Regions from separate parts of the Homo sapiens genome. Here region 1 is linked to region 2. A link is an interaction called in ENCODE POLR2A ChIA-PET data of the cell type or tissue named here. Cell type or tissue: A673. All regions are shown on one strand.

What was found. ChIA-PET counts read pairs that join two places held together with the same protein. Peaks named below come from ENCODE experiments on the same cell type or tissue, not always from the same donor. Only the 100,000 strongest peaks of a DNase experiment are listed, where the experiment ranks them.
Region 1: POLR2A ChIA-PET joins it to region 2 with 22 read pairs; 2 of 35 experiments call an interaction of 5 or more read pairs at or near these places.

Annotation. Positions count from the first base shown.
Region 1 is chr15:78,322,340-78,327,339 of GRCh38, reverse strand. No RefSeq gene overlaps it. Among named protein-coding and RNA genes, the nearest start is that of CRABP1, 16 kb to the left of the region's middle. RefSeq lists an enhancer at 4,462-5,000. In A673, no CTCF peak of the experiment used is centred here; a DNase peak (open chromatin) is centred at 4,869; H3K27ac peaks cover 624 bases.
Region 2 is chr15:78,218,573-78,223,572 of GRCh38, reverse strand. All of the region lies in intron 1 of ACSBG1 (acyl-CoA synthetase bubblegum family member 1), which reads left to right. Among named protein-coding and RNA genes, the nearest start is that of ACSBG1, 13 kb to the left of the region's middle. In A673, no CTCF peak of the experiment used is centred here; a DNase peak (open chromatin) is centred at 2,722.

The DNA.
Region 1 (5,000 bases), 100 kb before region 2:
GGATGCCCCTGGAGTCCCGGGGACTAAGGTTTGGGACCAGCTCCACATTAACTAGTTGTGTGACCTTGGACCAGACACTCAACTTCTCTGAGCCTTGGTTCCACATCTATGACTTGGGGGAATTTTTTTTTTTTTTTTTTTTTTTTTTGAGTCAAAGTCTCGGTCTGTTGCCCAGGCTGGAGTGCAGTGGCGCAATCTCAGCTCACTACAAGCTCTGCCTCCCGGGTTCACACCATTCTCCTGCCTCAGCCTCCCGAGTAGCTGGGACTACAGGTGCCCGCCACCATGCCCGGCTAATTTTTTGTATTTTTAGTAGAGACAGGTTTCACCATGTTAGCCAGGATGGTCTCGATCTCCTGACCTCGTAATCTTGCCCGCCTCAGCTCCTAAAGTGCTGGGATTACAGGCATGAGCCACCGCGCCCAGGCAAAAAAAAATTTTTTTGAGACAGGGTCTCACTCTGTTGCCCAGGCTGGAGTGCAGTGGTGCAATCTCAGCTCACTTACAACCCCCATCTCCTGGATTCAAGCGATTCTCCCACCTCAGCCTCCCGAGTAGCTGGGACTCCAGGCGCACACCACCATGCCTGGCTAATTTTTGTATTTTTAGTAGAAACAGGGTTTCACCATGTTGGCCAGGCTGGTCTTGAACCCCTAACGTCAAGTGATCCTCTCGCCTTGGCCTCCCAAAGTGCTGAAATTACAGGTGTTACCCACCATGCCTGGCCTGAATTGGAGGAAATATTAACACCTACTGGCCTACTACAAACCTGGAAGGATAACATGAAATAATGTATGTTGAAGTATACTGTTAAGGGCCATGCCTAGGTTGGACAGATGTTCTTGCTTTGTGTACTGTGGAGGGTGATGCCTATGTTATACCGTCCATGCATGCACACGCAACTGCATACTATCTACCTGAATGCAAATGTGTCCACGTACTCACAGGTCCACAGTTCCTAATTCGAATCCTTTGGGGCCAGATGTGTTTCAGAATTCTGGGTTTGCAGATTTTCTTTTCTTTGTTTTTGTTTTTTGTTTGTTTTGTTTTGTTTTGTTTTTTGAGACAGAGTTTAGCTCTGTCACCCAGGCTGAAGTGCGGTGGCACCATCTAAGCTCACTGCAAATTGCGCCTCTTGGGTTCAAGTGATCCTCCCACCTCAGCCTCCCAAGTAGCTAGGACCATAGGTGCACACCACCATGCCTGGCTAACTTTTGCATTTTTGGCAGAGACAGGGTTTTGCTATGTTGGCCGGGCTGGTCTTGAACTCCTGACCTCAAGTGATTCACCTGCCTAAGCCTCCCAAAGTGCTGGGATTACAGGCATGAGCCACTGCACCCAGCCTGGTTTGCAGATTTTCAAAACTAATGTGATACTCCATAATTAAACACCTTACTATTATCTCAGAAAAACATGTGAATCTTCATGTGAAATTGTATAATAAAGAAATGGCCTCATGTCAGTTCTGCTCTGGTTTTGCCCCCAATAGGAAGAAATGTTTTGTTTTCAGAATGTTCAGAATTTCAGAAAAGGGGTTGTAGACCTATGTCTTAATAGCTCCGGCGCCTTGAGCATAATGTCCTGTGTGCCTGGCATCATGCCTGGTGCTTCCCACATTTTACTCACTCAGCCCCCTCCATGGCCCTGTGAAATGGAAGGTGTTTTCAGCTTCATGGGAGTGAGTTGTTCAGGACATTCCCCTGCAGACATGGCTGTGAATAGTGACATTAACCAGCAGAGTCAAGCTGGAGAATGTGCCCTTGCTAGCAGACATCCCAGCCATGGGACCCCTGCCAGTGTACCCTGTGCCCTTGCCATAGTCTGCTCACTCCCATTCCTCCACTTTAACATCTTGTTTAGATCTTTAACATCTAAACAAGACCATATCCCGTGAGCCCACTGATTCAAAAGGCTGCTTTTACCCTTTCTAAAATTGGTTTGCCTTTTGTTTGTTTTAGTGGTTTGAATTTTGGCGTTTTTTTGCTCTGTGGATGTGTGTGGCAGCCTTTGTGTGTCTGTGTCTGGGCTTGTGTGTGTGTGTGTGTGTGTGAGAGCTTGGGCTCTGGGATGGAATGCAGTGGGTGTGTCTGCCTGCCTTGTGTCTATGCCTCTGTTCTGTGTGTTCCTCGGTGTGTCTCTCCAGGTGTCTAAGGCCTTGGATACATGAAGAGTGTGCCCCCGCCTGGGCTGTGAGTGATGAAGAGGGTTATCCTGGCCTATGATGGTGACCGCATTTGTGCTGATAACATTGTGTGCGCAGACCCCTGGGTGTTGGTGCTATCTGTGTGGCTGTGTGTCTCTGAGTTAGGGTGACCAACTGTCCCAGTTTGCCTGGGACTGAGAAGTGTTCCCAGGACATGGGACTTTTCAGTGGTAAAATGAGAAACTGGGAAAGTTGGTCCCCATCTTCCCAGGGTAGTCACGCTCTGTGGTTCTCTTTGTGTGCACCTCTTCTGTGTGTTCTCGCATATGTCTGCACACTGTGGGTGTGTGTTCTGCATGCATTTCCTCAGAGTGTGTGTCGTGTATCAGCTTTGCACATTGGTCATGTGCCTCTCCTGCGTGTCTCTCTGTAGCCAGCTCCTTGCACATGTGTCCTCTATGTTGTGTCCATGTATGCCTATGTGCATCAGTCTCCATGTGTTTGTCTCTGCATGCTCTGGAATGATCCGAATGTCTCTGTGTATGTCTGTGAATCTCTCTGCCTGTGAGCTTGTATCTAAGGGCACATGTGTTCTCTGGAACAGACACTGGGCCTCTCTGCGTGGCCATGTCTGGTTCGTTCCGCTGTGGTCAAGCTGGCCCTTCCCATGGCTCAGCCGCCCTCTCCTCTCCATCCCAGTGCCCAAGGATGCTTCTTTCTGAATCCAGCCCCTCTCTACCCTCACTCCCAGCCCCAGCCAGAACCATTGCAAAAGAGGAGTTCATTCTCCATGTAGTTAGTGCAATGTGGTTGGAAACTCCCGCCTGCCCCTGCTGCTGTATCTCAGTGCTCTGCCTTGCAGGCACACCTGGCTCCTCCCTACTTCCCAGCTCTTCCCTCTCAGCACTCTCCATCTTCCATACATTCTTTCTCAGTCTGTCTGCCTTTCCCAGTATCCCTTTCTCTCCCCAGCACCCCTCACTTTTCGCTAATTCTTGAAGACTCCCGTCAGCATCACCTGCTCTGGGAAGCCTTCCCCTCTCGCCCCTTGGCAGAGTGAGCATTTCTGCCTCTGCCCTCCTACAGCCCCAGTGGCTTATCTCCACAGTGGGGTTGCGGGGTGGGGGGGGTCATCTCTAGGCCAGGACTCTCCATTTATTGAGCCCCCTCCAGAAGGTGCCAAGCACGGGGCTGCATTGTCATTTAATCTTTACAACCATCCAGTGAGATACTTGTCCTCATGGCTGCTTTTCGGATGAGGGAACTAAAGCTCAGAGAGGTTGAGGCACTGGCCCAAGGCCACACAGCTAGGAGGTAGTGCAGCTGGTTCCAAAGTCCAGACTCCTGGCACCAGGCTACCTCATGACACCCTTTTGTGGGGGTCTGCCTGGTGTGGGGCTCTGCCTGGTGTGGACCTCTGCCTGTCCCCACTGTCCTGTGAGCGTTTTCATGCTGAGAGCAGGTTTGATTTGTCTCCGTGTGCCCAGCCCTCAGCGTGGGCCCGGGTACCTAGCAGGCACTCCATAAAGGTTTACTGAATAAACGCCTGCTCTCGAAAATGACAACCTCAGCTTTCATTAGTGTGATTTATACATGTGCTGGGATCTTCTGGGCTGCAAGGCTGGGGAACGGGTGGCTATAATTTATCAGAAAACGTGGCAATTGTTCCAGCTTCTCTTTCAGTGCAAAAGGAGGAAGTAAATTGATGGCCAACAGCCCTGCAACGGGAAGGGCCTTCGATGGTGGATACCCCGATTCTTGCTAACAGAGCAGGCACATGACTGGGAGGCCCTCCAACCGTCCCCCACGTGGGCTCTCCTATCCACCTGCTGCCTGGAGGTGGCCACAGGGGGGTCAGCTGCCTCTCATCGATCATCCTGCTCAGGATGCCAAATGGTGCCTTTGAAAGTCCATAAAGAAAGAGACACTCATTCATCCCTGATCAATCACCTCTTGCTGCCCTTTGTGCGGCACGTGCAGGACACAGCACAATGCCAGCTCGTCACGGGTGCTCAATCACCATTTCGGGATTAATGGTTTTTCAGATGGGAGTCACGCCCACCTCCTTCCCCCTCATCCCCAGGCCAGGCATCTCCAGGACAATGCTGCAGTGGCTGGAGAAGCCCCCAGCTCCCTGAGGCCCTCCTTAATCGAGATTGACGGATGTGGGGCGTGTGGTCCATAGAAGCCCCGGGCTTCTGCAGGAGCCAGAGACAACTCCTCCTGGGGATGGATGGGCAGGACAGCTGCCTCAGCCTTCCCAGATGTCCAGGGGAACCCATTCTCTCTCCCGATCAATGTGGCAGCTGGGTGAGCCCCAAGAGCCCCACCTGAGGGGCCCCAAGCCTCAGGCCTCCACCAGGCCGGGTTGTCAGGCCAAATGGCCTCAGCTCAGGAAGGCCTTTGAGCTTGAGAGCTGGGGGCAGGGGCTTGCTTCTCCCTCTGCCCCCCAGTGACAAGCTCCGTGCCCCCCTTTTCCTCCTGAGGCTGTCCCAGACTGGGCTGTGAGTGATGAAGAGGGTTATCTTGGCCTATGATGGTGATTGCATTTGTGCTGATAACTTGAAAATTCATCATCATAATAAGGCCTGCCGGGCCGCTGAATGAGACGGATGGCCTCCCCACATTCCGGCAGCACCGAGCTTCCTGCTGAGCTGCGATCATGTCGTCATCTTCATGGCTCCCCGAGGCCTGCAGGATGTGAATATTTAATTAGCGTCCCTTTCCTGCTCTCTGGGGTGTTTGTAAATATGATTCATGGGCTGTATTGTTACCTCAGCTGAGCAGTCCCTGCCCCCCTCTGCGTGACAGCATCTCGGGCAGAGACAGCCGCCTGGCAGCTTAACCCCCCAAGTCC
Region 2 (5,000 bases):
CGTGGCAGCTGGTGGCTGAGGCTAGGGACTTGTCAAAGTCTTCTTTATCACATCTGGTGCCTGAAATAGACTCATTAAGCTAGGATTTGGAATAGCTGGGCCCTTCGTGTCTCTATTTTTTTAATTTATTTTCATTTTTGGTTTTGTGGTACATGTGCAGGATGTGCAGGTTTGTTACATAGGTAAATGTGTGCCATGGTGGTTTGCTGTACCTATCAAACCATCACCTAGGTATTAAGCCCAGCGTGCATTAGCTATTTTTCCTGATGGTTTTTCTCCCCCCACCCCACCCCCCAACAGGCCCCTCCCTATGTCCATGTGCTCTCATTGTTCAGCGCCTCTATTTCTGTGTGGCTTCTTCACATGCTCTCCAACATCGCGCGTTCAAGATAGCCAGACTTCTGACATGGTGGGTCAGGGATCCAAAAAGCATGTGCCCTGAGAGAGTCAGGTGGCAACTGCATTGCTTTTTTGACTTAGCCTTAGAAGCCATATAGGTTACTTCCCATATGTTGTGTTAGTTAGAAGGCAGTCCTAAGGCCAGCCCAGATTCTGAGAGAGGGAAATTAGATTCTACCTATTGATGGGGCAAGTGTTAAAGAATTTGCAGGTAAGATTTCAAGCCACCTCAGCAGTTTCCTGGTGACAAATCCTCCCATCTTCTATTTAAATAAAAATGTCATTCTTTCACCTTATTTTTCAAGGATATATTTACTGGAAAAGAATTCTTGCTTGATCATTTACTTATTTCAGTACTTTAAAATGTACTGTTACAGTATCTTTTGATCTTCATTGTTTCTTAGGAAAAGTCAGTTATCATTTCTATCAGTTTCCTTTTATGTAATATGTCCTCCCCACCCCATCCCACCTCACGTCTGCTTTGGTTGCTTTTAAAATATTATCTTTTTCTAGTTATTATTTTGCGACAGGATCTCGCTTGGTCACCTGGGCTGGAGTGAAGTTGCATAAACCTGGCTCACTGGCTGGGCTCAAGTGATCTTCCTGCCTCAGCCTCCCAAGTAGCTGTGACCGCAGGCACCTGTCACCATGTCTGGCTAATTTTTTTATTATTTGTGGAGACAGGGTTTCACCATGTTGCCCAGCTGGTCTTGAACTCCTGCCCTCAAGTGATCCTCCCACTTCAGCCTCCCAAAGTGCTGGAATTACAGGCGTCAGCCACCACATCCAGCCTTACAACCTTAATTTTAGAATATTTTCATTATCTTAAAAAGGAACCCTATACCCATTAGTAGTCACTTCCTATTTCTCCTCAATCCCCCTAGCCCTAAGAAACCACAAATCTACTACTGTTTGTCTCTATAGATTTGCTTATTCTGGACATTTCATTTAAGTGGACTAATACAATATATGATCTACTGTGACTGGCTTCTTTCTCTTAACATAATGTTTTCAAGATTCATCCATGTTGTAGCATGTATCAGTACTTCATTTTTTTATGGCCAAATAATATTCCATTATGTGAACATACCACATTTTGTTTACCCATTCCTCAGTTGATGGACATTTGGGTTGTGTGGGGAAAAGAGAGAGATCAGATTGTTACTGTGTCTATGTAGAAAAGGAAGACATAAGAAACTCCATTTTGATCTGTACAAAGAAAAAATTGTTTCTGCTTTGAGATGCTGTTAATCTGTGACTTTAGCCCCAACCCTGTGCTCACAGAAACATGTGCTTTATTGAATCAAGGTTTAAGGGATTTAGGGCTGTGCAGGATGTGCCTTGTTAACAATATGTTTGCAGGCAGTATGCTTGGTAAAAGTCATCGCCATTTTACATTCTCTATTAACCAGGGACACGATGTACTGCAGAAAGCCGCAGGGACCTCTGCCCAAGAAAGCCTGGGTATTGTCCAAAGTTTCCCCCCACTGAGACAGCCTGAGATATGGCCTCATGGGAAGGGAAAGACCTAACTGTCCCCCAGCCCGACACCTGTAAGGGGTCTGTGCTGAGGAGGTTTAGTAAAAGAGGAAGGCCCCTTTGCAGTTGAGGCCTCTGTTTCCCGTATGTCCCTGGGAATGGAATGTCTCGTGTAAAGCTAACTATTCGTTCTGTTCTGAGATAGGAGAAAACTGCCCTGTGGCTGGAGGTGAGATGTGCTGGCAGAAATACTGCTCTGTTACTCTTTGCTACACTGAGATGTTTGGGTAAAGAGAAACATAAATCTAGCCTACGTGCACGTCTGGGCACAGTACCTTCCCTTGAACTTATTTATGACACGGATTCTGTTACTCGCATGTTTCCTTGCTGATCTTCTCCCCACCATCACCCTGTTCACCCCATTCTGCTGCACTCCCCTTACCGAGATAGTGAAAATAGTAATCAATACTGAGGGAACTCAGAGACCGGCGCCGGTGCAGGTCCTCACATGCTGAGTGTACCGGTCCCCTGGGCCCACTGTTCTTTCTCTATATCTTTGTCTCTGTGTCTTATTTCTTTTCTCAGTCTCTCGTCCCTCCTCATGAGAAATACCCAGAGGTGTGGAGGGGCAGGGCCCCCTTCAGGGTTGTTTTAATATTTAGGCTATTATGAAAAGTGCTGCTGTGAACATTTATGTACAAGTCTTTGTGTGAACATCTGTTTTCATTTTCCTGGGTATATACAAAGGAGTGGAATTGCTGGATCATATGGTAACTCTATGTATAACCTTTTGAGGAACTGCCAGATGGTATTCCAAAGTATCTGCATTCCCACCAGCAGTATAGGAGGTTTCTAATTTCTCCACATCCTTGCCAACACTGTTCTTATTTTCTTATTTATAGCCATCCTACCAGGCATGAAGTGCTATCTAATTGTGACTTTGATTTGCATTTCCTGGTGGCTGATGATGCCAGGCATTTTTTAATGTGCTTGTTGTCCATTTGCATATCTTCTTTGGAGAAATGTCTATTCAAATCCTTTGCTCAGTTTTAACTGGATTATTTGTCTTCTTATTATTGAGTTGTAAGAGTTCCTTATATATTCTAGATATAATTTCCTTATCACATGTATGATTTGCAAATGTTTTCTCCCATTCTGTGGGTTAATTTTTCACTTTCTTGATGATGTCCCTTGAAGCACATCAGGTTTTAATTTTGATGAAGTCCAATTTATTTGTTATTGTTTGTGCGCTTTTTAACCTTATCTAAAAAAAAACTTGCCTAACACAAGGTCACAAAGATTTATTAATATTTTCTTTTAATATTTTTACAGTTCTAGCATTTAGGTTTAGATCTTTTATACATTTGAGTTAATTTTGTGTGTGATATGAGGAAAGAATCTAACTTTATTTATTTATTTTTGGCACATGTCCCAGCATTATTTGTTGAAAAGACAAATATTTTCCCATTGGATTGTCTTGGTAGCCTTCTTGAAAATCTGTTCACTTTAAATGTGAGTTGATTTCTGAATTCTTAATTCTATTTCATTCACCTATATATCTGTCCTTATGCCAGTACCTCATTGTCTTAATTACTGTAGGTTTTCAATGTTTTGAAATCAGGAAGTGCAAATCCTTCAACTTTGTTCTTTTTCAAGAATGTTTTGACTATTTTAGGTCTCTTGAATTTTTTGTTTGTTTGTTTGTTTTTTGAGACGGAGTCTCACTCTGTTGCCCAGATTCTGGAGTGCAGTGGTGTGATCTCAGCTCACTGCAAGCTCCGCCTCCAGGTTCATGCCATTCTCCTGCCTCAGCCTTCTGAGTAGCTGGGACTACAGGTGCCCGCCCCCACGCCCAGCTAATTTTTTGTATTTTTAATAGAGACGGGGTTTCACCATGTTAGCCAGGATGGTCTTGATCTCCTGACCTTGTGATCCGCCTGCCTCAGCCTCCCAAAGTGCTGGGATTACAGGCATTAGCCACCGCGCCCGGCCAGGTCTTCTTGAATTTTTATACAAATTTTAGGACTAGCTTGTCAATTTCTGCAAAGAAGCCAGCTAAGATTTTGATTAAAATTGTGTTGACCTGTGGTTAAATTTGGAGAGCATTACCATCTTAACAATATTAAGTCTCTCGATCATGAGATATCTTTCCATTTATTTAGGTCTTCCTTAATTTCATTCAATAATGTTTTGTGCTGTTCAAGTTAAAAATAGTTCTCTCTCTACCCTTTGGATTGAATAGTTTCTACTATTTTGTCTTCAAGTTCACTTTTTTTTTTTTTTTTTTTGAGACAAAGCCTTACTCTGTCACCCAGGCTGGAATGCAGTGGCACAATCTCGGCTCACTGCAACCTCCCCTCCCAGGTTCAAGCGATTCTCCTGCCTTAGCCTCCCAAGTAGCTGGGATCACAGGTGTGCACCACCATGCACAATAACCAAGTATCTTAGCCACTGTGCTAAGCAATTCCAGTCGATTGCTTCCTAGGAAATCCTGTGTTGCTGAGCTGTATGGAGAGGTGCCAAGGACCTCATAGAGCTTCACCTAAATTCAGGCAGTGCATATAGTAGTGGTTAAGAAGATGCAGCTGGGTGCAGTGGCTCACGCCTGTAATCCCAGCACTTTGGGAGGCCGAGGTGGGCAGATCACCTGAGGTCAGGAGTTTGAGACCAGCCTGGCCAACGTGGTGGAACCCCATCTCTACTAAAAATACAAAAATTAGCCAGGCATGGTGGTGGGCGCCTGTGATCCCAGCTATTCGGGAGGCTGAGACAGGAGAATTTCTTGAACCCGGCAGGCAGAGGTTGCAGTGAGCCAAGATCGCGCCACTGCACTCCAGCCTAGGCAACACAGCGATACTCCGTCAAAAAAAAAAAAAAAAAAAAAAGGAGAGCGATACTCCGTCTCAAAAAAAAAAAGGGAGATGCAATCTGAAGTCAGATTGCCTCGATTTGAAACTCAATCATCCCCATTACTATCTGTATAACCTTTAGCAAGTTACTTCATCTCTCTATGCTTCCATTTCCCCATAAAATAGGGATTGTAATTCAGTACCCACTTGATAGGAGATAATCAAATGAATTAATTTGTGTAAAGCAATTGGAACAGTGCCTGGCACATACTA